2 separate regions of the Homo sapiens genome follow, and region 2 is linked to region 1. Evidence: read pairs that join two places in POLR2A ChIA-PET (ENCODE). Cell type or tissue: GM12878. All regions are shown on one strand. Links, peaks and the distances in the headings refer to the core of each region. The heading gives the core; the rest is flanking DNA. Region 1 overlaps KAZN (kazrin, periplakin interacting protein). Region 2 has its middle 5.9 kb from the start of PLEKHM2.

What was found. ChIA-PET counts read pairs that join two places held together with the same protein. Peaks named below come from ENCODE experiments on the same cell type or tissue, not always from the same donor. Only the 100,000 strongest peaks of a DNase experiment are listed, where the experiment ranks them.
Region 2: POLR2A ChIA-PET joins it to region 1 with 8 read pairs; 2 of 35 experiments call an interaction of 5 or more read pairs at or near these places.

Annotation. Positions count from the first base shown.
Region 1 is chr1:14,799,658-14,802,571 of GRCh38, forward strand. All of the region lies in intron 1 of KAZN (kazrin, periplakin interacting protein), which reads left to right. It overlaps LOC105376759 (a long non-coding RNA gene), which reads right to left. Exons shown (of 3, transcript XR_001737612.2): 3 at 1,750-1,820. Among named protein-coding and RNA genes, the nearest start is that of KAZN, 200 kb to the left of the region's middle. In GM12878, for the core only: no CTCF peak of the experiment used is centred there; no DNase peak of the experiment used is centred there.
Region 2 is chr1:15,676,978-15,679,891 of GRCh38, forward strand. No RefSeq gene overlaps it. Among named protein-coding and RNA genes, the nearest start is that of PLEKHM2, 5.9 kb to the right of the region's middle. RefSeq lists a silencer at 1,657-2,204 and an enhancer at 2,907-2,914. In GM12878, for the core only: no CTCF peak of the experiment used is centred there; a DNase peak (open chromatin) is centred at 1,784.

The DNA of each region.
Region 1 (2,914 bases), core at 193-2,692:
TCGATGTCAAGAAAACAAAATTCCTCGTGCGATGGTGGGCTCAGGATATAATTAACAAGCGGATTTTACTTTTACCCAGAAACCCCTTAAGAACTTTTTTTTTGGAAAAGTAGGCTTCAACGAAATAAAAAAATTTAATGTACAATTTAGTTTCATTTCTGAAATCTTACACGATATTTTATAGGAAGCCTTGGAGACCCCCATCAGAATTCCTCTCCTTGAGTTCATTTTTATATCTTCATGTTTTTCTAATGAAACGGTATTAGATAATAGATGTCCCCGAAGGCCATATCAAAGTTATAAGTATCTGACATGTTTCTTCTCCTGAATTTTGGAGATGTTGTCAGACTATCTGCATATCTAGGGAAGTATGAGTGTCGTGGGGACTCAAGGCTTGGATGTATTGGGAATGGGATGGCAGGTCCATGATGAGCCAGATGAGGAGACAGCAGAGATTTACGGGAGGCAGAATCCTAACCCAAAAGTACCCCAAGGCTGACCCAGCATGGCAGATCTCCAGGTTTTTGTGATCCCAAAACCAAGAACCACATATGACTCAGCAACTCCATTCCTAGGTATACATCCACGAGAACTGAAAACGTGTGTCCACACAAACACTCCTATGAGCGTTCACAGCAGCATTATTCATGAGAGCTGAAAGGTGCAAATAACCCAAATGTCCAACAAAAGGTGAATGAATAAACAAGATGTGGTCAATCCATGCAATCAAATATTTTTAAGCCATAAGAGAATGAAGTAATTGCCAGACACGGTGGCTCGTGCCTGTAATCCCAGCACTTTGGGAGGCCGAGGCAAAAGGATCACTTGAGCCTAGGAGTTCAAGACTAGCCTAGGCAACATAGTGAGACCCCATCTCTACTACAAAACATTAAAAAATTAGCTTGGTGTGGTGGCACATGCCTGTGGTCCCAGCTACTCTGGAGGCTAAGGTGGGAGGATCGCTTGAGCCTGGGAGATGGAGGCTGCAGCGAGCCATGATTGCAACACCACACTCCAGCCTGCACAACAGAGTGAGGCCCTGTCTCAAAAAAGAGAATGAAGCACATGCTACAACATGCATGTCCCTTGAAAATGTGATGCTATGTGAAGCCAGTCACAAAAGACTACACGTTGTATGATTCCATTCATAGGAAATGTCCAGATTAGGGAAGTCTGTACATTAGGAAGACAGAAAGTAGCTTCGTAGTTGCCGGGGACTGTGGGAGGGGAAGTGGGGAGTGACTGCTCGTGGGTAGGGGTTTCTTTTGGGGCTGATAAAAATGTTCTGGAATTAGGTTACGGTGATAGTTGCACAACCTCATGAATATGCTAAAAAACACTGAATTGTACACTTTAAAAGGGTGAATTTTATGATCGATGAACTTTATCTCAAAAAAAAAAAAAAGAAATACGTGGGAGAAAAAGAGTCACGGGGCGCAGAGGGTGGTGATAAGAGGAGCCGTTCTAATCGTCGCGGCAAAGCAGAGGCAGGCAGTGAGTGGGGGGCTTTCCGGCAGCTGCCCTCTCGAGCCAGTCGGAGCCGTCTCAGGGTGTTTCAGCATCATCGTGGCTTTCTCTCTCCGTCACCGCTCAGCAAGCTCCTCGGGGAAATGTGCGTCTCTCCTGAGTCCAGGGAGTCAAAACCAGGAGAAAGTCTGTGCCGTTATGACTGGCTGACTGGCGCTCACTGTCGGTTTCGTGACGAGGGGTGGCACGCACAGGTGAAGCCAGGTGTGAGGGGTCAGGCAGGTGACGACACATTCCGCAGTCCAGAGAGTGGCTGGGTCCCTTCTCCGCAGGCTCTTGGGGCTCTCCTAGGACTGAGAGGGTGATTTAGGATGGCCATCCTCCATAAAACCTACACCTCCCCGGGAAGGAGCAGAGGCCTCCCCAGATAGTGGCCGTTTACCATGCCCTGGGCTTCCTCAGGAGGGCTATGACGGCCTGGCCTGCTCCGACACAGACTGCTGATGAGTTTATGTACTTGGGCTGCAAGGTCTCTCCTAAAGTTTTTTTTGTTTTTTTTGTTTTTTTGTTTTTTTTTTGAGTGGAGTCTCGCTTTGTTGCCCAGGCTGGAGTGCAGTGGCTTGATCTCGGCTCACTGCAAGCTCTGCCTCCCGGGTTCATGCCATTCTCCTTCCTCAGCTTCCTGAGTAGCTGGGACTACAGGCACCCGCCATCACGCCCAGCTAATTTTTTTGTATTTTTAGTACAGACGGGGTTTCACCATGTTAGCCAGTATGGTGTCTATCTCCTGACCTCGTAATCCGCCCGCCTTGGCCTTCCAAAGTGCTGGGATTACACGCGTCGGCCACCGTGCCTGGCCTCTCTCCTAAACTTTTTCTCTGCGCTGAAGAGAGCTGTCCTCTGAGCCCTTCCTCTGTCATGCCCTGCTTTTTAGAATGATCTCGTCCAGAAAGCTTTCGTCGACTCTCTCCATGTGGTAGTTTTCAAAATTGGGACAATGGCCGGGCATGGTGGCTCACACCTGTAATCCCAGCACTTTGGGAGGCCAAGGCTGGTGGATCACTTGAGGCCAGGAGTTTGAGACCACCATGGCCAACATGACAAAACCGTCTCTACTCAAAATACAAAAATTAGCCAGGTGTGGTGGTTTGTGCCTGTAGTCCCAGCTATTAGGGAGGATGAGGCAAGAGAACTGCTTGAACCCGGGAAGCGGAGGTCGCAGTGAGCTGAGATTGTGCCACTGTACTCTAGCCTGGGTGACAGAGCAAAACTCTTGTCTCAAAAAAAAAAAAAAAAAAATTGGGACAATTTTGCCACCCAGGGGACACTGGGCAATACCTGGAGATGTGTCTGGTTGGCACAACTGGTATGGGGGGGTTACTAGTGAGATCTGGTCAGTGGAGACCTGGAATGCTGCTCACTGTCCTACTATATGCACGGAACAGCC
Region 2 (2,914 bases), core at 272-2,771, 880 kb after region 1:
CAGCTCCCTTTCAAACCTCATGCGTCTTAAGGAAATCACTTCTCTTCTAATGACAAGCAGCCAGAAAGAGCAGACAGTAAGCACAGATAAGACAGCTCAGGCACAGAAGGAGGGAGAAAGTCTCGGGTAACCACCCAACTTCACACTCATACAATGAGCCCCAGTAAAACAGTGGGCCCTAATAAGCACATTCCTTTCCCTCTAGGTGCACTAAGATAAGGAAGCTAAAAGCAGACTCAGGGGGTGGGGGGATGCCTGCAGCTGCAGGAAGATGTATGGGAACAGACACACAACTCTCCCTCCCAGGTAAGCAAGACAAAGAGACACAGAAACATTCCGAGCCTGTGATAAGCTCTCCCACCCTGAACTCTTAAATACTCATAGTCTGTAAGAGAAAAGGCTCCTGACCTAAGTTGGCCAGAAGCCCCTCTCAGGTTTATACTCCAAAATAAGCCCATGTTTGACTGTTAAGCCACTTTTCATGTTTCTTTCTTCTTTCTTCAACTCTTACACCACTCAGATATGTTTTGAAAGAACAAATCCAGGAACACCATTTTGCTGCCTCAGTTTCCTGACTTCAAAGGCCCTGAGAGGCTGCCATAAGTGGGGTGACATAGCTAGTGGCAGAAGTGTGCCTGAAACCGAGACAGGTCAGTGAGGCCAGTTGAGAGATTCTAGCCCCAGTGACTGCTGATGCTGAGTTTAATGTAGATTTAAGGCAGATTACATTCAGGGGGGTTAGTATGCTTGCGGACTTCTATGTGAGGTAGGTTTTTTTGTTTTTTTTTTTTTTTTTTTAGACAGCATCTCACTCTATCACCCAGGTTGGAGTGCTGGAGTACAGTGGCACAATCATAGCTCACTGTAATCTTGAAACTCCTCGGCTCAAGCCACCCTCTCACAGCAGCCTCCTAAGTAGCTAGGGCTAGAGGTGCATACCGGCACACCCAGCTAATTTTTAAAAATTTCTTAGAGACAGGATCTTACTATGTTGCCCAGGGTGGACTTGAACTCCTGACCTCAAGCAATGTTCCTGCCTCAGCCTCCCAAAGTACTGGGATTATAAGTGTGAGCCACTGCACCTGGCCCCAGTGAAGTAGTACTTTTTATTATACCCACATATAAGACTAATTTGGGACATTGGCAAACAGTATCTCCCTGCTAATAGTTGTACAGACTTTGATCATAGTACCTCTAGTACCTCACCCATTATCTTCCTAGAATGGAAAGGCTCAAATCAGGTGTATTAGGCCATTCTTTCATTGCTATAAAGAAATACCTGAGACTGGGTAATTTATTTTTATTTTGTTGAGATGGAGTCTTGCTCTGTCACCCAGGCTGGAGTGCAGTGGTGTGATCTTGGCTCACTGAAACCTCCACCTCCTGGGTTCAAGCGAGTCTCCTGCCTCAGCCTCCCAAGTAGCTGGGACTACAGGCATGCACCACCACGCCTGTCTAATTTTTGTATTTTTAGTAGATACAGGGTTTTACCATGTTGGCCATGCTGGTCTCGAATGCCTGACCTCAAGTGATCCACCCGCCTTGGCCTCCCAAAGTGCTAGGATTACAGGTGTGAGCCACCGTGCTCAGTGAGACTGTGTAATTTATAATGAAAAGAGGTTTAATTGGCTCGTGATTCTGCAGGCTGCACAAGCATGGGCCAACATTGCTCAGCTTCTGGGGAGGCCTCAGGGAGCTTTTACTCATGGCAGAAGGTGAAGCAGGAGCAGGCTTATCACATGACAAAAGCAAGAGGAAGTGAGAGAGAGTGGTGGGGAGGTGCCACATACTTTTACATGACTACATCTTGCAAGAATTCACTCACTGTTTTGAGGACAGCACCAAGAGGATGGTGCTCAACCATTCATGAGAACTCCACCCCCATGATCCAGTCACCTCCCATCAGGCCCCACCTCCAACACTGAGGATTCCTTTTATTTATTTATTTATTTTCTTTTTTTTGAGACAGGTCTTGCTCTGCACCCAGGCTGGAATGCAGTGGCGCGATCTCAGCTCACTGCAACCTCCGCCTCCTGGGTTCAAGTGGTTCTCCTGCCTCAGCCTCCGGTGTAGCTGGGATTAAAGCACGTGCACCACACCTGGCTAATTTTTGTATTGTTAGTAAAGATGGGGTTTCACCATGTTGGCCAGGCTGGTCTCGAACTCCTGACCTCAAGTGATCTGCTTGCCTTGGCCTCCCAAAGTGCTGGGATTATAGGAATGAGCCACCGTGCCTGGCCTAAGGATTACATTTTGACATGAGATTTGAAACAAATATCCAAACTGTATCATCAGGTGTAAAGAGAAGCAACCTTACATCTGTCCTTAGTTCTCTCTTTTTTATTTTTTGTCACCCAGGCTGGGGTCTTGAACTCCTGACCTCAGGCAATCCACCCACCTCGGCATCCCAAAGTGCTGGGATTACAAGCGTGAGCCACTGCACCCAGTGTCTTTTGTCCTTTAACTTCCATGGCCAGCTAAAAACTTTATCTGCATTTTAATTAAGTTAAAAATTAATCAGAAAAAAGAAATTAATCAGAAAATTAATCAGAAAAAAAGAAACTGTAGCATAGCCCTTTCTATGCTACAGCTCAAGGCAGCTGTTCTAGGTTGATGGACAGCTCTCTTCCATGCAGTGATTCAGGGAACTAGGGTGTCTATATTTTATATGTCTGACATCCCCTTGGCTTCATTGCACTGGTAGAAGAAGAAACAGCATGGAAGAGGAAATTTGCATAGAATCCCAGCCTAGGAATGGATCACATTTCTCTGTTCATGTTCTATTTGAGAGGATTTGATCATATAGCTGTGCGTGTCACAAAGGAGGCTGGGAAATGTAGTGCAGCACTCTGCCTGGCTACAACCCTATTACTGTGTAAAGAGAGAGAAGATTTTGTTTTTTTGTTGTTTGGCT